Regions from separate parts of the Homo sapiens genome. Here region 1 is linked to region 2. The links are chromatin loops, found by intact Hi-C in ENCODE. Cell type or tissue: OCI-LY7. All regions are shown on one strand. Links, peaks and the distances in the headings refer to the core of each region. The heading gives the core; the rest is flanking DNA.

Region 1 (10,777 bases), core at 1,128-9,127, 44 kb after region 2:
CCTTCAACATTCAATTCAACTCGGACATCTCACCAGAGAAGCAATGGGGACCGGCCAGTGTAAAAGCCCTGCAAAGTTGGACAGAGCCTCACGCTGGGGGGTCTGGGGTCCTCAGTGCTGGCGGGCCTGTCTGCCCATCTGAGCACTGCTCCGTGGGACTGTGTTCGCGGCCTCCTGAAGGAGGGCTGTGGGCTCCTCAGTGAGGTCCTGAGCCTGTGGAACATGCCTGAGGCCACGCTCATGGGGACTTGCACCTACGTGCACCTCCTTGACCATCCCACTACATTATGAGTGACTGTGCCAAGGTGGGTGTCGAGCACCCTCTGGGCTGTATCAGCAAAGGCCTTTGGGCCTGGCCTGGGATTGAAGGATGGCAAATGAGGGGTCTGGGGTTGCATTGTCACCCCACATGGTAGCAGGAAATGAGAGCGTCCAGGCCTACAGGACTGGAACCTTATCGAGGGGGTTAGGAGGCTGTTCACTTCCCCCCCGGGCCCATGTGGAAGATCGGAGGGAGTCTAGGGGGACCCTGGGGAGACACTTGTTCTGTCTGGCATCCCCCAGCTCCACCCTTTGATAACCATTTCCTTGGGAGAGCTGAGGAACCTCTTGTGCTCCATTGAGGCAGGGCCTCACCTCACACGGTATTGGCAAGGAGGCATTCTGAGACTCTGAATGAGAAGCTAGCACAGTGCCTGACAAGTACTCATGGGAGCTGTCATCCTCTGTAACCATCACGTGGCCTTATAGTGTTCAGACTGCCTGGCCTGGGGCTTGGTGAGGCTGTTTGGGGATCAGCTAATTTAGGCTCCCACTCTTTCCTCAATCAGTGTCTCTGTTTGGTGTTTGTTTATTTATGGGTTTTAAAAAACCTAAGATTTCATTTATAGTAGTTTCAAGCTTGTATGTATTTGTATAGATTTTATTAGAAGGAAGAGGGCTTAAGGAAACAACATTTTTGGCCATGCGTGGTGGCTCATGCCTGTAACCCAGCATTTTGGGAGGCTGAGGCATGCAGATCACCTCAGGTCAGGAATTTGAGACCAGCCTGACCAACATGGAGAAACCCCGTCTCTACTAAAAAAAATACAAAAATTAGCTGGGCATGGTGGCACATGCCTGTAATCCCAGCTACTCGGAGGCTGAGGCAGGAGAATTGCTTGAACCTGGACGGCAGAGGTTGCGGTGAGCCGAGATCACGCCATTGTACTCCAGCCTGGGCAAGAAGAGTGAAACTCTGTCTCACGAAAAAAAAAAAGAAAACAGAAAAAGAAAAGAACATTTTTAGAAGTTCTCAGTGGGGCATAGACTTCCATGTCACAAATGCTAATGTTGACCTTCTCTTGCTGCCTTTGTGCAAAGTATATATAGGAAGTGCAGCCAGAGGTGACAAGGCTCAGTGTCTAGAGCCGTGCTGCTTGGGCTTGCTTGCTGGCCTGCGACCAGGTGAACTCTGGGTGTGAGGCCGTGCCCATCCTGGATCTACAACCCCCACTCCCTCTCCCAGGCCCTGTGTAAACAACACAAGGCAGTGCTAATGAGCAGGCTAGTAATGGGCCTCAAGCACCCCAATACCATCCAGGAAGATCTGAATGCCATCTGTGGCTGGGGCTGTGTGGAGACAGGGGCTGTGGCTGCCTTGGCTTGTCATGGCCCACCACAGACGCACCTGTCCTGTGCTGCTTCGCCAGCAGCCAGCTGTCCATGGCCCTGAGCCTGTCACACCATGCTTGCTACATCATGCTGCTCTTGTGTGAAAAAATTATCCTGAGATGGCGCTGCTGGATGTTAGTGCTGGAAAGGCGGCAGCACCTTTGTCCTGGGGGATCAGGAACTGACCAGATCCTTCCTGACTGCCCCCCAGAACAAGTGGGGGCTGGTGCTGCATTGAATGATGACCCCCCCGAAATGCGTTTGCACTGGCTCAGTGAATACACAATGCAGAGGCCTAAAATGAAGACACATGAATCGTATTATGTGGAGATCAGCTTGCAGCTGGGAAACAGGTGGCTCTCAGGTATCTCATCTTCCCCAGCAAGTGTGGAATGTGTCCATGCCCATGGTGTGTGATCTGCCCTTCTTAACTTGTACACAACTCCAGGTCAGTTCTGAGTGAAGGACATGCAGATGAGATTTCTCAGGTCATTTGTATGTTTGACATTATGGCTGCTGCTTTTGCTGCCACTGCCCCTAGGCCCAACCTGGCTTAAAGTCTAGGCTTTAGGTAAAAAAGGTGGAGGGCTTCCTGTATCCTGTGATGGGAAGTCAGATATCCCTGGGGGTTGGGGTGCACTTTAGTTTTGTGGCAGGATGAGAGCTGCAGTGATTTTATTAATTGTGATTGGCCTGGCCAGGGTGTAGCTCTGGGTGAGGGGGAGGGAGTCAGCGGTGGTGGTCCCCCAGACATCCATGTGCCCAGCACTGGCCTGTCTGCCCTCAGGCACAGCAAAAGGCACAACCACAGGCCCTGACTTGCCTCCCTGCTCCCTGCACCCCAGATGGGAATACTCGGAGGCTACAATCTGAATGTATTTTTCTCCCGTTTTAATCCGAACTGCCTAACACACCGTGGAGATAGGATGGGTGAGGGGCTTTGGGGGAACCAGGGCAGAATCATGGATCCTGGGGGAAAGTTAAAGATACAGGAGTGGTTTTCACCTCTCTGTGGAGCCCAGCTCTCTACCTAGTCATTGCCACACAGCACCTTTACAGAGACTAGCTCTGCGGTGATTGGGAATCCCAACAGCCCCGGGCTGCTCCCTGTCCCCTGCTGCCTGTGCTCCTTCCCTTGCCCTTCAGAGCCCACATGAAGGAGGAGGTTGCCACCCTGTGAGCCTGAGAGAGCTGTGTCTGATTGGAGCTTCTGCCTGGGGTATTGCAAAGAGCCACTTATGGGTATAGTGTGTCCAGATACCTTGTTTCAAGAAGAATGGATGCAAGCTAGCAAGTGTAGCATCCCCACAGCTGATAAATATGTGTTTCTTATTTTTAAACCATCACATCTTTATATCACATTAGAATAAAGTTTTTAAAACCTGCTGCTCCAGCCTCACCTGTGTGTTCTGTAACCCAATCTCACAATCAAACTGGGTTTGATTGTGAGTGCTGTTGTTAGAAATGTTACTAAGAGAGGAATATGTATAAATTAGATCAAATTTAAGGTTATTCTTATAATGCCACTTGAGTGGAAAGTAAGAGGGTGGAGTCACAGGCACTCAGTTGGGGTTTACCCACCTTCCAGTTACTAGACTCATGAGGGTGTGGCACAGGTGAACCTGTCATTGGTGACAAAAGGAAAAAGGCTGGTGGGGAGGGGGTGCTAGGCTGTGGGGCTAAACCCTGGGCATGTTGGACCTGTGAGGTCCCTAAACATCTAACTGGCTGGGTACCTGCCCTTGTCAAGGTACCCTCGAGGGTACCTGCCCTCAGGTGAACCTGAGGGACAGAGCCTGTGAAGTAAGAGGGACTGTGTGGAGGTGGCCTGTCCCTATGAGAGGGGGAGTTTAAGGCTCATTACAGCTGGTGGCTGCTGCTCAGCCATCCCTCTGAAGAGCAGGCAGGTCCTCAGCCGCATATATAGTTCAATGCCTTTTAGAGTGTTTAGAGAGTCCTTCATGTTTTAGAAATTCTAAAAACAACAACAACAACAAATTCCAATTCTAATGTCTGTTATTTTCCCTGTGCCAACTGGAAAAAAGATGTCCTTCACCTTGAAGTCTTAAGTGACACCCAAGGATAGCCATCAGTGTCTTGGCCATTGAAGCCTCACGTATGCTCTCTTCCACCAGTTTGATTTGCAGCCTCATGGTTGTGTTGTACTAAATATACTTTCCTCTGGCCTTGTCCACATATATAGGTGTGTGTGTATATATATGTGTGTGTATATGTGTGTGTGTGAATATATCTTAGTCTTTCTAAGATGAGCATATTGCCTGGTCGTGGTGGCTCACGCCTGTAATCCCAGCACTTTGGGAGGCTGAGACAGGCGGATCACTTGAAGTCAGGAGTTCAAAACCAGCCTGGCCAACATGGCAAAACCCTGTCTCTACTAAAAATACAAAAAAGTTAGCTGGAGGTAGTGGCAGGCGCCTGTAATCCCAGCTACTCAGGAGGCTGAGGCAGGAGAATCGCTTGAACCCGGGAGGTGGAGGTTGGAATGAGCTGAGATCAAGCCACTGCACTCCAGCCTGGGCAACAGTGAGACTCTGTCTCAAATAAAAAAAAAAAGAAAAAGAAAAAGAAAAAAAGAAAAAAAAAGCATATTTGGGCAACATAATTCTTGCTTATCCGTTCCCAGCCCCCGCTGCCCCTCCATTTCTAATAGCCATCCCACGTTGTGGTCAGCAGTGTGGTACAGCATGCTGAGAGAGGAGCTCAGGGATGGGATAAGGGTCTTTCCTGCATTATCCAAATGATTAGAAAGTTGTTAAAAAGGTGTCCAATTGTTCTACTTTCTACTTTTAAATAGCTAATAAGATGCATTATACAAGCAGACCCAGGTAAGGGAAAAAGCAAGTGCATTTCAAGGCTCAGCTCACTTCTTAATTAGCTGTGATACCCGGGGCGTGTGACTCCGCCTACAGGATCCTGTTTCCCTGTCCATAAAGCGCACTAATGCTGGGGACGGTGGGTGTGGGGGAGGGTCCTGGAGCCTTATTCAATCTGTCAGAGTAGGAACCGTCCTATCAGGCACGCAGTTGGGGAGGAGGGCGTGGCTTCCAGCGTTTGGCGCGGCCTTTGTCTCTGGCTCAGGCCGGAGCCTGAGATCCATCTCTACTGTCCCGCGTGTTGCCCCTCGGGAGCACTAGGTGACTTTGTCACATCCTCTGTTGCCCTGAGATCTGGAGGTACTGGGAAATGCATAGCTAAGATGCCAGGACATCCTGGAAACCAGGAAATGGTGAGTACGCGGGGTTGGGCATCCCAAGAGGGGAGAGTGGGCTGGTTGAAACCAGCGGAACCGGCCTCCCCACGGTCAGCTCCCGGGTCCACAGACCTGAGTCCCCGTTGGCGCAGCTGGGCCCTCAGTACCCCCGGAGAGTGGGGTGGGGGGCGGTGCAAGACGGCAGCTGAGCCAGCGGACTTTGACCCCTCACCGTCCTCTTCCCGCGCCGCGACCTGCCTGAAACTCTCTGGGCAGCGCTGCACCCGCAGCCCCGACTCTCTCCCAGATTGTTCAGGGATGACAGAGGGTCATTAGAGCAGAATCCCGACTCGGTGGGTGCGTGGGAGGAGCTGCGGCCAGTGGGGTCCCCAGTGTCTCCTGTTAAAAAAATTTTTTTTTGAGATGAAGTCTCGCTGTCACCCAGGCTGGAGTGCAGTGGCGCGATCTCGGCTCACTACAACCTCCACCTCCCAGGTTCAAGCAGGAGGACATTGTACAGTGCCTCCTGGGAAGGAGGACACTCCTTGAGTAATTTAATGGGCAGGATGGGGATGGGAGAATGTTTTGAGGGATACCATGGTCTGACTTGACAGTTGAGTCAGACATGTTTGTGTTCCCATCAGCGCTGCCGCTCCCTGAGTTTGTCACCTTGGAAAGACTTTTTCACTTGTTTCCACTTCAGTTTTTCAATAACTGTAAATTACGTTTCGTCAATAGAGCTGAAAATTTTTTTAAAAAGTCAAAGACCATGAAAGGTGGATTTCAGAAAAATCTAGTCATATATTTTATTTGTTAAAAATGCTTCTTTACCTTTATCTTCCTCAGAGTGAGTGTAGTAAGTTTGTTATGTCCGTTCTTTTTGGGTGGTGATTTCAAACAGGATTCCAAGGCTTTGTTTGGGAATGCTACCAGGGAAAAGAAATAGGAAAAATCACTTTTTCATTATGGCTATAGAAAGTGAACACATTTCCCCAAGAAAATGTGAAAGATTAATTGATGAAGTGCATATATTTGTCAAAACATCAGCTCCCCTTTTTTGCAGGGTCTAAAATTTGTAACAGTAGATAACTCTGTTGTGTATTCTGTTGTCTAAATGTCCAAGTTTAATGTTAAATTTTATGAGATAGAACTTGGCACCTTCTAGAAATGTTCATATATGGTTGTTTATTAAACTATTTATCATGAAAGTATGTAAGTGGCATGCTTAATGTCTGAAAGAGATAGAGACTTCAGCTTTTCCTGTTGAGGTATAAAATTTAAGTGCCTTACTATTTCCTTACAATATTCTATAAACACTGTGTTTGAGTGATTTTGCTGTTTTCTTTAAACACTGGGCATTAGTTTTAAACTAAGATTAGTCAGAAAAGGGCTTTCTTTCATAAGGAGGAGCAAACTACTAGAAGGTGAGAAAAAAATGTGGGAGGGGGAGGAAGGGATAAAACATGGTGAAATCAGATCCTAGATCAGAGAGTGTTTTACCTAGAAGTCAGCCTGTTCTTAAGAGGGACATAAGGAGGGGTTGTAAGGTTGGGTCAAAGTTTGGGGGCCTGGGGAAGGAAAGAAACTTAAGAAAAGTTTGGTTAACAAGTAGTTTGTTCTGTCCACTAGAGACAAACTTATTTAATTGTTTATGAGACAAAAAAATAAAAATAAATGGGAATTTAGAGAGTCTCTGGCTTTGGGATATCAAAAACAGGAAGGGTGTTTCTTAGCAGTGAGATGCTCTTGAAAAGCACAAAGAATGGGGGATTTCTTTAATCACAGCTGCTATCTACCCACCCCATCTTCTCCCACCACTTTTCCTTGCCTTGTACTTTTTTTTCATTTGGCTCTTGTTGATTTGTACCTTTCATAATAAATTGGTAAATGCAAGTATAGTGTTTTGCTGAATTCTGTGAGTAGTTGTATCAAGTTATTGAACTTGAGAAGGAGGTTATGGGAGCCCCCAATTTATATCGGAACTCTCCCTCCCTCCACCCCTCTAACAGGCCCCAGTGTATGTCGTTCCCCTTCTGTGTACATGTGTTCTTATTGTTCACCTCCCAATTATAAGTGAGAACATGCAGTGTTTGGTTTTCTGTTCCTGTGTATTAGTTTGCTGAAGATAATGGCTTTCGGCTCCATCCATGTTCCTGCAAAGAATATGATCTTGTTCCTTTTTATGGCTGCATAGTATTCCATAGTGTGTAAAGCAATTGCAACAAAAGCAAAAATTCACAAATGGGATCTAACTAAATTAAAGAGCTTCTGCACAGCAAAAGAAACTATCATCAGGGTGAACAAACAACCTAGAGAATGGGAGAAAATTTTTGCAATCTATCCATCTAACAAAGGTCTGGTATCCAGAATCTACCAGGAACTTAAACAAATCTACAGGAAAAAAAACAACCTCATTAAAAAGTGGGCAAAAAACATGAAGAGACACTTTTCAAAAGAAGACATTTATGTGGCCAACACACATGTGAAAAAATAGCTCAACATCGAGATTATTAGTGAAATGCACATCAAAACTGCAATGAGATAACATCTCATGCCAGTCAGAATGGCGATTATTAAAAAGTCAAGAAGCAACAGATGTTGGTGAGGCTGTGGAGAAATAGGAATGCTTTTACACTGTTGGTGTGAATGTAAATAAATTTAATCATTGTGGAAGAGAGTGTAGCTATTCCTCAAAGATCTAGAACCAGAAATAACATTCGACCCAGTGATCCCATTACTGGGTATATACCCAAAGGAATATAAATGATTCTATTATAAAGATACATGCATGTGTAGGTTCATTTCAGCACTATTCACAATAGCAAAGACATGGAATCAACCCAAATGCCTATCGATAGACTGGACAAAGAAAATGTGGTGCTTTTTTATTTTTTATTTGAATGCCTTTGTTTTCTTCTTTTTACCTGATTGCTCTAGCTTGATTCCTCAGTACTATGTTGAAGAGAGGTGGTGAGATTTGATATCCTTGTCTTCTTTCTGATACTAGAGAAATAATTTGTTGCATTTCACTCTTGAGTATAATGGGATCTGAGGCCTTAATGTATATGGTCTTTATTGTGTTTTAATGCATGCTTTTATATGTACATTGTTGGGAGTTTTTATCATAGAAGTGTATTAAATTTTGTCGAATGCTTTTAATAAATTTTTTGAGATAATTATATAATTTTCATTCTTCATTTTGTTATTGTATATTATTTTTAATGATTTGTGTATGTTGAAACATTCTTGCATCCTGGGGATGAGTCCTACTTGATCATAGTGTATGATCCTTTTAATATGTTGTTGAATTCAGTGTCTAGTATTTTGTTGAGAATTTTTTCTGTATCTTCAAAGGGATATTTGCTTATAATTTTCTTTTCTTGTAGTGTCCTTATCTGGCTTCAGTATGAGGGTACTAATGGCTGCCTCAAGTGAATTTGGAAGTGTTTTTTCTCTTCAATTTTTGGAAGAGTTTGAGAAGGACTGACATTAGTTCTTCCTTAAATGTGTGATGCAATTCACCCATGCAGTCATTTGGTCACGGAATTTTTTTTTTTTTTTTTTTTTTTTGAGACAGTCTGGCTCTGTCCCCCAGGCTGGAGCGCAGTGGCACCATCTCAACTCACTGCAAGCTCCGCCTTCCGGGTTCACGCCATTCTCCTGCCTCAGCCTCCTGAGTAGCTGGGACTACAGGCACCCGCCACCACGCCCTACTAATTTTTTTGTATTTTTAGTAGAGACAGGGTTTCACCATGTTGGCCAGGATGGTCTCCAACTCCTGACCTCGTGATCCGCCCACCTCGGCCTCCCAAAGTGCTAGGATTACAGGCTTGAGCCACCACGCCCGGCCGGTCATGGGATTTTTCAAAATTGGAAGTATTTGGTTACTGCTTCAATCTCCTTCCTCATTATTGATCTGTTCGGTATTTCTTTTTTTTTATAATTTAATCTTGGTGGGTTTGTTTCTAATAATTATTTCTTGAGTTATCAAATTTGTTGTCATATAATTGCTCATAGTAGTCTCTTATTATCTTTTGCATTTCTGTGGGATCTTTTGAAATAACTTAATTTTTTATTTATAATTTTTTTAAGTCCTCTCTCTTTTTGTTCCCTGGGTTAATATAGCCAAAAGTTTGTCAATTTTGGTTCTTTAAAAAACTCAGCTCAATTAAAAAAAAATTTCTATTGTCTTTCTAGTCTCTGTTTACTTTCTTTTTTCTCTAATTCTTGATATTTTTATAATTAAGCTAACGTTGGAATTATTTTGGTCTTGTTCAAGTTTTTTGGGAGTTAAAGTTAGGTTGTTTACTTAAATCTTTCTTTTTTTATTAGTGTAGGAGTTTATTATTATAAACTTCTCTTAGAACTGCTTTTGTTGTATCCCAGAAATTTTGGATCCTTGTGTGCTCAATTTTATTTGTATTGGGGTGCTTTCCTTTTTCCCTTTTGACTTCTTCTTTGAACCCCATTGGTTGTTTAGGAGCATGTTGTTTAATATCCACATATTTGTGAGTTTTCCAATTTTCTTCTTGCTATTGGTTTCCAGTTTTATACCATTATAGTCAGAATAAAAACTTGACATAATTTTAACCTTCTTAAATTTGAAACGCTTGTTTTTTATTTTTGGTTTAATATATAATCTCTCCTGGAGAATATTTTATGTATTTTTGAGATAAATGTGTATTCTTATACTGTTGGGTGAAATGTTATATTTATATCATCTATTTAGTCTATAGTGTTATACAAGCACACTTCTTTTTTTGAAGATTTCTGTTTGAATAATCTGTCTGTTTCAAGTAGGGTATTAAAGTTTTCTGTTATTGTATTCCTATCTACTTCTCCCTACAGTTCTGTCAATATTTGCTTTATATATTTAGAAGCTCCAGTGAGAATATATAAATTCTTTTTTTTTTTTGAGACAGAGTCTTGCTCTGTCACCCAGACTGTATGTAGTGCAGTGTCGCGATCTTGGCTCATTGCAATCTCTGTCTCCTGGGTTCAAGCAATTCTCCTGCTTCCGCCTCCCGAGTAGCTGGGACTACAGGTGTGCACTGCCATGCCTGGCTATTTTTTGTATTTTCAGTAGAGACAGGGTTTTGTGTGTTGGCCAGGCTGGTCTCAAACTCCTGACCTTGGCCTCCCAAAGTGCTGGAATTATAGGCATGAGCCACCGCGCCCAGCCAAGCATATATATGTTTAATCATAATATCCTCTTGACAAATTAGCCTCTTTATTATTATATGGAGAACTCATTTGACTCTTGTGGTAGATGTTGCCAGGAGGTCTATTTTGTCTAATTTAAGCATAACTACTAATACACTTCTTTGGTTATTACTTGCATGGAATATCCTTTTCCATCTTTTCACTTACAGCTTGTGGTTGTCCTTATAGCAAATGCTAGTCTCTTGTAAGCAGCATATCATTTGTCTTTAAAAAAATTTATTCATCCTGTTTTAGTCTATTTTGTGCTGCTATACCAGAATATCACAGACTAGGTAATTTATAAAGAGTATAAGTATTTGGCTTATGATTCTGGAGGCCAGGAAGGCAAAGAGCATGACACTGACATCTGTTAAAGGCCTTATTGCTGCATGATAACATAGCCAAAGGTATGAGGGAGAGAGAGAGCTTCCTTTTATAATGGACCCCCTCTTGTTATAATTAATAAATTCCCGTGATAAGGACATCAATCCATTCATGAGGGCAGAGTGCTTATGGCCTAATCAATTCTTTTTTTTTTTTTTTGAGATGGAGTCTTGCTTTGTTGTGTAGGCTGGAGTGCAGTGGCACAATCTCAGCTCACTGCAACCTCTGCCTCCTTGGTTCAAGCTATTCTCCTGCCTCAGCCTCCAGAGTAGCTGGGACTACAGGTGTGAGCTGCCACGCCCGGCTAATTTTTGTATTTTTAGTAGA
Region 2 (10,777 bases), core at 2,080-10,079:
GATGAGGTCACAGGATAAGCAAACTCTATGTCTTTAGATCTGTACACAGTATAGGCCTCCAATGTTTAGAAACAGAGAAAATAGAAAAAGGCAAACTCATGTTGCTATTTGGCCTCGGCCCTAATGGTCAGGCTGTGGTTTTCTGTTTTCTCCTGTTGTATGTGGTGCTGTGTGAGTATAATCACCAATCACATGTATACATGTCCACATGTATTTCTGCATTTCTCAACATTATCTTACAAGACATTCAACTTTAAATCAGGGGGAAAAAATTAGTACTTTTAGGGTGCCCACTATTAGAAGGTAACTAGTAATCAGGCTGTCATTGAAGCCTGGCATCTTATCTGCACTGGGTGCATGTATTAGTTAGCTGTTACAGTGTAACAAACCATCCAAAACTTATTAGCATCATAATTGAGATGGTCAGGCATTTAGGCTGGGCTCAGTGGGACCATTCTTCTGGTCTCAACTGAGCTCTTTCAGACATGTATTATCAGCTGCTTGTTGACTAAGCAGCTGTGCTTCTGGGAGTGAGCTTCTGCTTCTGGGGCTGTCAACAGAGGCAACTTGCTTCTCCTCCCCATGGTATCTTGTCTGGCTTACATGGGCTTTTTTTCATAGAGATGGCAGCATTCTGAAAGAAAAACAGAAGGATTCAATACCTTTTGAGCCTACGCCTCAAACTAGCACACTGTCATGTTCACAGGTTTCCACTGCCCTGAGCAAATAAGGCCAGCCAGATCCAGGGATTGGAAAACAGATTCTGGATCTCAATGGGAACAGCTGTAAAAGCACCTGGCAATGGGCATGGATACAGGAGGGATAAAAAATTGCTACCATTTTTGCAATAAGCATCATTCTGCCTTTTTTTGCGCATGTAGTTTATAGAACTCTTCCACATCAATAAATTGTCCAAAGACCCACAGCTACTAAGTGGCTGGGCTGGGACTCAGGATCAACTCCGTGTGACCCTTGAAATCCTGGAGAGTGACATTTCTAAAATAGAAGTCAGATTTCTTTTAGATTTGTGCCCATATAGTACTGTTTATTATTAGAATAATCTTAAAATGGCTGGGCATGGTGGTTCACACTTGTAATCCCAGCACTTTGGGAGGCCGAGGCAGGCAGATCACGAGGTCGGGAATTTGAGACCCAGCCTAACCAACATGGTGAAACCCCGTCTCTACTGAAAATACCAAAAAAATTAGCCAGGCTTAGTGGTGGGTATCTGTAGTCCCAGCTAGTTGGGAGGCTGAGGCAGGAAAATCTCTTGAACCTGGGAGGCAGAGGTTGCAGTGAGCAGAGATCACGCCACTGCACTCCAGCCTGGGTGAAAATAAATAAATAAATAATCTTAAGGAATTGCAGAAACACATGGCGGCTCACACCTGTAATCCTAGCACTTTGGCAGTCTGAGATGGGAGAATCACTTGCACTCAGGAGCTCAAGTGCAGCCTGGGCAACATAGTAAGATCCTGTCTCCATAAAAATTTTTTTTAAAAAATTAGCCAGGCATGATGAGGCATGCCTGTAGTTCCAGCTCCTCAGATAGCAGAGGTAGGAGGATTACTTTACTTGAGCCTAGAAGGTCAAGGCTGCAGTAATCCATGATTGGTTACACAACTGCACTGTAGCCTGGGTTATAGAGTCAGACCCTGTCTCAAAAAAAAAAAAAAAAAAAAAAAAAGAAGAAGAAGAAGAAGCAGAAAAAGAAAGAAATTGCAGGAGCATTTGAAAAGGACATAGAATAATTTGGAAAAAGTAGCTAAAGGATGAGTTGAGAAAATCAAAGCCAAAACCACACATGACTTATTTTTTATCATAGAAAAAAATTGAAAATTAAAAAAAAAACTCTAGAGAAATTAAATGTTACAGAGTTTAATTGAACAAAGAATGATTTGCAAATCAGGCAGCCTGTGGAGCCAGAGTAGGCTCAGAGAAACTCCAGCACAGCCACATGGTAAGAAAATATTGATGAACAGAAAAAGCAAAGTGACACACAGAAAATGAAAGTGAGGTACAGAAACAGCCAGATTGGTTATAGCTTGGGATTCGCCTTATTTAAACACGGTTTGAAGATTTGATATCCTTTTAGTGGGAAAATCACAGTGGTTAGTACAGGAATGCGTTACAGTTAGGTTTCAGTTTACTATGTACAAAAAGAAAAAAAAAACTATTGACCAAAATTAAATGAAAGGGGACAGCTTCAGGCTATAACTAATTTAACAATTTCTCGCTTTTGGTTATCTTCTCAAGTTTGAGAGACAGACCAAAACTTTATACATTATATTCTGCCATCATCAAAGATATACTTATTTAGTCTCAAATCTCACTGTGAAATAGCAGAACTGTGAGTTTTGTAAAGTGGAAATGAGAACTTGAGGATATTAATTTTTTAAAGAATTACAGTAGAGGGGACCTCTTTATGTTAAAATTTGCTGCTTACAGAATAAAAACAAAACCTGGCCTGTTTTAGCATCTACCTATTTTCTTAAATTTTTAGTTTGAGTATGTCATATTTAGCATGAGTGACTCCATTTTGGTTTGGTTTGGTTTTGTCTGTTTGGGCCTGGTGCGTAAGCTCAGTCCAGAATAATAGCCTCCAATAATTTCTTTTAAAAATTCCCCCGTTTTGGTTAAGTTTTCACATACGTCAGAGTGTGACCAAAACTTAGGGCCTTAGTGCCTCTCTCAGTTTCCATTATTTTGGGTTTTTGTTCTTATCATGTCATTTATAGGTTATGGTGTCCTCATGGTCGCATATATCTTTGAGTTTTCATCATTCCCATTAAAGAGAGACCATTTGACATTCTAGAGATGACTGCATGCAAACATTTATAACTTTTGAGAGAATACAGTGCAATAGGGAGACTACTATTTTGACTATCAGGAGGATAACACCAAGAGTTTGAAGTATGCTTTTTAACCAGGGTCCCCATGAACAAACCAACTAAAATTAAATAGATCAAATAATTAGCTAAATAATTGGTCTACTCATTTCAACCAAGGAGTCTGTTTCTTTTTTCTTTTCTTTTTTTTTTTTTTTTTTTTTTTTTTGAGATGGAGTCTCACTCTGTTGCCCAGGCTGGAGTGCAGTGGCAAGATCTTGGCTCACTGCAAACCTCTGCCTCCCGGGTTCAAGTGATTCTCCTGAACACTAAACACAAAAATTAGCTGGGCATGGTAGCGCATGCCTGTAGTCCCAGCTACTAGGGAGGCTGAGGCAGGAGAATCGCTTGAACCTGGGAGGCGGGGGTTGCAGTGACCTGAGATCATGCCACTGCACTCCAGCCTGGTGACAAAGTGAGACTCGTGAGACTCTGTGTCAAAAAAAAAAAAGACCAAAAAAAAAAAATTATGTCGTCTTACATACCAGGACTTTTTCTCCAATTTATGTGCATAGCACTGATAACTGAGTGGTTCTCATAGGTAATTTTACTTGGACCACAGAGTTTATTTAAAGAGCACATTTAAAAAATTTCAGTACTTGCTGATTTAGCGTAAAAATGTGGCAGAGTATTTTTCTGATATTCAATTAATTTTTGTCTTGCCTGGGCTCACAGTTTTATGAATCCGTCTTTTCATGGGAATGCTCATGATCCTTACCCAGTTCAAACAATATGATCCTAAAATTATCAGAAACAGGACTCAACTTGTCTGGTCACTTTCCATCTTTTCATGAACCTCCTAAAGACACAATACTCTGGGATTTTGTGTGCTTTTGAGGTTTTTAGAAACTAAATAAGAATTAAACCATTAACTGTGAAAATTACTTAAATGGTTATGAAAAAACAAATAAAAAATTGATTATATCTGTTGCCTATATTTGTTCATAATAAACATAATTATGACTAATAGCATATAAAGAGATATATATTAGATTTTTAGAAATTCTATAAAATTTTGGAATAAATATTAATAACATATTCATTAAAATATAAGTTGAAGGAGGTCAAACATCATTTTTTTTTTTTTTGAGATCGAGTCTCACCCTATCGCCCAGGCTGGAGTGCAATGGCATGCTCTCGGCTCACTGCAACCTCCACCTCCTGGGTTCAAGTGATTCTCCTGGCTCAGCCTCCCAAGTAGCTGGGATTTACAGGCATGTGCCACCATGTCCAGGTAATTTTTTGTATCTTTGATAGAGACGGGGTTTCATCATGTTGGCCAGGCTGGTCACGAACTCCTGACCTTGTGATCCACCTGCCTCAGCCTCCCAAAGTGCTAGGATTACAGGTGTGAGCCACCGCGCCTGACCCAAACATCATTTTTAATTTGACCGTGCTTCCCATGCAATTTAACATATCAAATAATCCTGTTTATCACTCTCTTGGATGTTGCATTGGCTCTCTGTAGCATCTAAAAGTTAGGGGTCAAAAACCAATAATTTTAAGGTTGGGCATCGTGGCTCATGCCTGTAATCCCAGTACTTGGGGAGGCCGAGGCCAGCGGATCACTCGAGGTCAGAAGTTCGAGACTGGCCTGGCCAACATGGTGAAACGCCATCTCTACTAAAAGTACAAAAATTAGCCGGTCATGGTGGCACACGTCTGTAATCCCAACTACTTGGGAGGCTGAGGCAGGAGAATCTCTTGAACCCAGGAGGTGGAGGCTGCAGTGAGCTGAGATCAGGCCACTGTACTCCGGCCTGGGCAACAGAGCAAGACTTTGTCAAAAAAAAAAAAAAAGTCTTTTTTAAACAATTTCACTCTTGTTGCCGAGGCTGGAGTGCAGTGGCGTGATCTTGGGTCACTACAACCTCTGCCTCCTAGTTTCAAGTAATTTTCCTGCCCTAGCCTCCTGAGTAGCTGGGATTACAGGTGTTTGTCACCATGACCAGCTAATTTTTTGTATTTTTAGTAGAGATGGGGTTTTACCATGTTGCCCAGGCTGGTCTCAAACTCCTGACCTCAGGAGATCCACCCATCTCGGCCTTCCAAAGTGCTGGGATTACAGGTGTCAGCCACCATGCCCGGCCACAAAAAGACAATTTTTAAGCTGAAATTTGATTTTAGAAAGACTGTCAAATATGTCAGAGGGTTAAAATACTTGACCAAAATAGGATCACAGGTCACCGTAAAATAATAGTCATTCATTTAGCCAAAGTGATGATTAAAAGATTTTTAAAAACAAAACATTTTACTGTTTGATGCAGGAGATTAAGTTTTTCAATCAAAAATCTGAAAAAAGGCAGTATGAGAAAAATTCTACCTCTCTTTTAAAATTTATTCAAAAGGTAAACAAAAATACATTACTGTGTCATATTAATAATAATACATAAAATTTTGTTCAAAAGAAAATCAGCTTTTACTTTTGTATTAGTATATTATCAATACTAAAGTTAATTTTGGTGAAACTTTAAAAATAAATCCATCAAATATATTATTTTTGTCCACTCTAGATTTCTGTACATATTTTATAATATTTTTAACTTCTAATATTTTAATCTACATTCATCTTATTTTTTCAATTTGAGACAACCTTTAAGTAATTTCAAACTAGACAAAATGTTTCTAACTTTCTTCATGAAAGCATGCTTTGTTTTTGTTTATACACTCTCTATACCAAATTGTTATTCCTTAAATCTAGTAGTTTTAAATATACATATTAATTACATTAACTCTGAGCAACCAAATTTTTAGTGAAATTTCCAGGAAGTAATTTTGAATGTTTTGTACCATTATTTTTAGATAAAAACCATTTTGTATTTTAATAAAAATATTTTCTCAAATTTTCTGTTAACTAACAGATCTAAATATATTTAACTTTTCTATATCATGTAAAAATAAGATTCTAGTCATGCATGGTAGCTCATGCTTGCAATCCTAGCACTTTAAAAAGCCAAGACATAAAGACTGTTTAAATCCAGGAATATGAGACCAGCCTGAGCAACATGGCAAAACCATATGTCTACACATAATACAAAAATTATTTGGGCATGGTGGCCTGCACCTGTAATACCAACTATTCAGGAGGCTGAGGAAGGAGAATTGCCTGAGCCCGGAAGGCTGAGGCTGCAGCAAGCCATGATCAAGCTACTACACTCCATCCTGGGTGACAGAGGGAGATCCTTTCTGGGAAAAAAAAAAAAAATTGGCCAAAACATATAAACTTAAACTTAGGGAGTTGTTTGTGTTTTTTGTTTTTATCATTATTATTTCAAAAGAGGTGGTGTTTGGTTACATGAATAAGTTCTTTTGTGGTGATTTGTGAGATTTTGGTGCATCATCTCCCCAGCAGTGTATGCTGTACCCAATGTGTAGTCTTTTATCCCTCACCACCCCCCGCCCTTTCCCCAAGTTTCCAGAGTCCATTATGTTACATAATTCTTATGCCTTTACATCCTCTAGTTTAGCCCCCACTAAAAAGTGAGAACATACAACGCTTGGTTTTCCATTCCTGAGTTACTTCACTTAGCATAATGATCTCCAACTTTATCTAGATTGCTGTGAGTGCCATCGTTTTCTTCCTTTTCATGGCTGGGTAGTATTCCATAGTATATATACATATACCCTATTTTCTTTATCCAGTCGGTTGATGGGCATTTAGGCTGTTTCCATATTTTTACTATTGCAAATTGCGCTGTTATAAACATGCGTGTGCAAGTGTCTTTTTCATATAATGACTTATTTTCCTCTGTGTAGATACCCAGTACTGAGATTGCTGGATCAAATGGTAGTCCAACTTTTAGTTCTTTAAGGAATCGCCATGCTGTTCTCCATATTTATTGCACCAGTTAACATTCACATCAGCAGTGGAAAAGTGTTCCTTTTCATCACATCTATACCAACTTTTTTTCAATTATATATAAATATATATAATATGTAATATATATTTTTATATATATTATATAAATATATTATATTTATATATTATATTTATATATTATATTCATATATTATATTCACATATTATATTTGTATATTATATAAATACATATTATATATTATATATTATATTTATTATATAAATACATATATATTATATTTATATATTATATAAATACTTATATTTATATAACATAAATACATATATATTATATTTATATGACATATAAATACATATTATATATTATATTTATATAACATAAATACATATTATATATTATATTTATATAACATATAAATACATATATATTACATTTATATAACAAATACATATATATTATATAACATAAATACATATATATTATATAACATAAATACATATTGTATATATTTCTATAATATATACATATTGTATATTATATTTATATAGTATATACATATTGTATATTGTATTTCTATATTATATACATATTGTATATTTATATATTATATAAATACATATATATTTATATATTATATAAATACATATCATATATATTAATATATAAATACATATCATATATATTATATTTATATGTATTAATATATATCATATATATTATATTTATATGTATTAATATATATCATATATATTATATTTATATATTATATTAATATATATCATATATATTATATATTATATAACTATCATATATTTACATATTACATAACTATATATCATATATTTATATATTACGTAACTATATATCATATATTATATTTGTATATTATGTAACTATATATATTATATTTGTATATTATGTAACTATATATTATATATATTATATTTATATATTATATAAATATACATTTATATATAATATATAAATGTATATTTATATATTACATAAATTATATATTTATATATTACATAAATTATATATTTATATATTATATATTACATATTTATATATTATATAAATATGTAATTTATATATATTACATATTTATATAATATATAAATATATATTATATATTAATATATAATATATATTATATATTAATATATAATATATAAATATATATTATATATTAACATATAATATATAAATATATATTATAATACATAATATATATAATATATAAATTTTATATATATTATAATATATATTATATTTATATTATATATTTATATTATATTATTATATAAATATTTATGTAATTATACATTATATATTATATATTATACAATTATATAAATATACATTATATATTATATAAGTATACATTATATATTATATAAATGTACATTATATATTATATAAATATACATTATATATTGTATATTATATAATATACATTATATTTATATAATATATACATTATATTATATATTATATAATATATATTATATATATTATATAAATATATAATATAATGTATATATTATATAAGTATATTATATATTATATATCATATAACTATATATTATATATTATATAATATACATTATATTTATATAATATATACATTATATTTATATATTATATAATATATGATATATATTATATAATATATAATATAATGTTTATATATTATATAAGTATATTATATATTATATTATATATCATATAACTATATATTATATATTATATATTACATATTTATTATAAACATGTTATATAGTATATGTTATATATTATATATTTATTATATAAATAATATATATTATATAAGATATATTATATATAATATATAATATATTTATTATATATTATATAATATATTTATTATATATGTTATATATTATATTATATAAATATATATTATATATATTATATACTTATTATATAATATATATTTATTACATATATTATATATTTATATATAAATTATGTTTTATAAATTTATATAAAATATTTATGTAATTTATCATATTTATAAATATATAATTATTATATAATTTATTATATATTTATAAATATATAATAAATTTATTATGTAATTTATTATATATTTATAAATATGAATATATATTTTCATATATAATCTTATATATTATATATTATATTTTATATATATTTATTATATAATATATTATATATAGTTATTATATATTATATATATATTATATAAGATATATATAATTATATCTTATTATTATATATAATATATTATTATATATATTATATATGTAAAATATATATACTATATATTATATAATATATATATTATATAATATATATTTATTATATATTATATATTTATTATATATAAGTATATATAATATATATTTATATAATATGTAATATAATATATAATAAATATATATAACATATAATATATAATATATATTTATATAACATATATAATATATAATTAATATATGTTATGTGTATTATATATAATATATATTATGTATTATATATTATGTAATATATATTATGTATTATATATGTTATATATTATGTATTATATATTATAATTAACATATTATATATTATATGTTATATATTTATTGTATATTATATATTTCTTATATAATATATATTTATTATATATTATATATTTAATATATTATATATTTAATATATAATATATTATGTATTTATTATATGATATATATTTATTATATAATATATATTAATGTTATGTATTTATTATATATGTTATATATTATATATATGATATATATTATATGATATATTATATATGATTATATATTATGATATATATTATATATGATTATATATTATATGATATATATTATATATTATGATATATTGTGTGATATATTATATATTATATATGGTATATATTATATGATATATATTATAGATAATGTAATATATATATTATATATAATATATATTATACATATTTATTATGTATAATATATATTTATTACATATATTATATTTTTATTATGTATATTATATATTATGTTATGTATATTACATAATTATATTATAATAAATATATATTTATTATATTTATATTATATATATTATTTATATTTATGTATATTGAGAAGGAGTCTCACTCTGTCACCCAGGCTGGAGTCCAGTGGCAAAATCTTGGCTCGCTGCAACCTCTTCCTCCCAGGTTCAAGCAATTCTCCTGCCTCAGCCTCCCAAGTAGCTGGGACTACAGGTGCACGCCACGTCGCCTGGCTATTTTTGCATTTTTAGTAGAGATGGGATTTCACCATGCTGGCCAGACTAGTCTCAAACTCCTGGCCTCAGATGATCTGCCCACCTCAGCCTCCCAAAGTGCTGGGATTACAGGCGTGAGCCACTACACCCAGCCTGATTTTTTAATCATAGCCATTCTTTCAGGAGTAAGGTGGTATCACATTGTGTGTTTTTTCTGTTTTTTGTTTTTTGTTATTTGTTTGTTTTGTTTTTTGAGACAGAGTCTCGCTCTGTACCCGAGTCTAGAGTGCAGCAGTGCAATCTCAGCTCACTGCTACCTCCGCCTCCCAGGTTCAAGCGATTCTCCTGCCTTAGCCTCCCGAGTAGCTGGGACTACAAGCGCCTGCCACCACACTCGGCTATTCTTTGGTAATTTTAGTAGAGATGGGGTTTCACCGTGTGAGCTAGGATGGTCTCCATCTCCTGACCTCGTGATCCACCCGCCTGGGCTTCCCAAAGTGCTGGGATTACAGGCGTGAGCCACCACGCCCGGCCCACATTGTTTTGATTTGTATTTCCCTGATAATTAGTAATGTTGAGCATTTTTTCATACATTTTTTGGCCATTTGTATATCTTCTTTTGAGAATTGTCTATTTATGTACTTAGCCCACTTTTTAATGTGATTATTTGTTTTTTTCTTGCTGATTTGTTTGAGTTTCTTGCAGATTCTGGGTATTAGTCCTTTGTTGGATGGATAGTTCGTGAATATTTTTTTCCCTCTCTGTGGGTTGTCTGTTTAATCTTCAGATTATTTCTTTTGCTGTGCTTTTTAGTTT

Evidence for each region. Hi-C counts contacts between places; a loop is a spot of excess contacts. Peaks named below come from ENCODE experiments on the same cell type or tissue, not always from the same donor. Only the 100,000 strongest peaks of a DNase experiment are listed, where the experiment ranks them.
Region 1: it touches region 2 in a loop (2.5-fold over the local background); 2 of 110 quality-filtered maps call a loop at or near these places.

What each region holds. Positions count from the first base shown.
Region 1 is chr7:65,264,639-65,275,415 of GRCh38, forward strand. It overlaps LOC105375334 (a long non-coding RNA gene), which reads left to right and starts at 4,736. Exons shown (of 6, transcript XR_927613.3): 1 at 4,736-4,900. RefSeq lists an enhancer at 4,459-5,046. In OCI-LY7, for the core only: no CTCF peak of the experiment used is centred there; a DNase peak (open chromatin) is centred at 4,683; H3K4me3 peaks cover 2,450 bases; H3K27ac peaks cover 325 bases.
Region 2 is chr7:65,219,366-65,230,142 of GRCh38, forward strand. It overlaps LOC124901661 (a long non-coding RNA gene), which reads right to left. Exons shown (of 2, transcript XR_007060366.1): 2 at 198-634. It also overlaps the pseudogene INTS4P1. Among named protein-coding and RNA genes, the nearest start is that of ZNF92, 150 kb to the right of the region's middle. In OCI-LY7, for the core only: no CTCF peak of the experiment used is centred there; no DNase peak of the experiment used is centred there.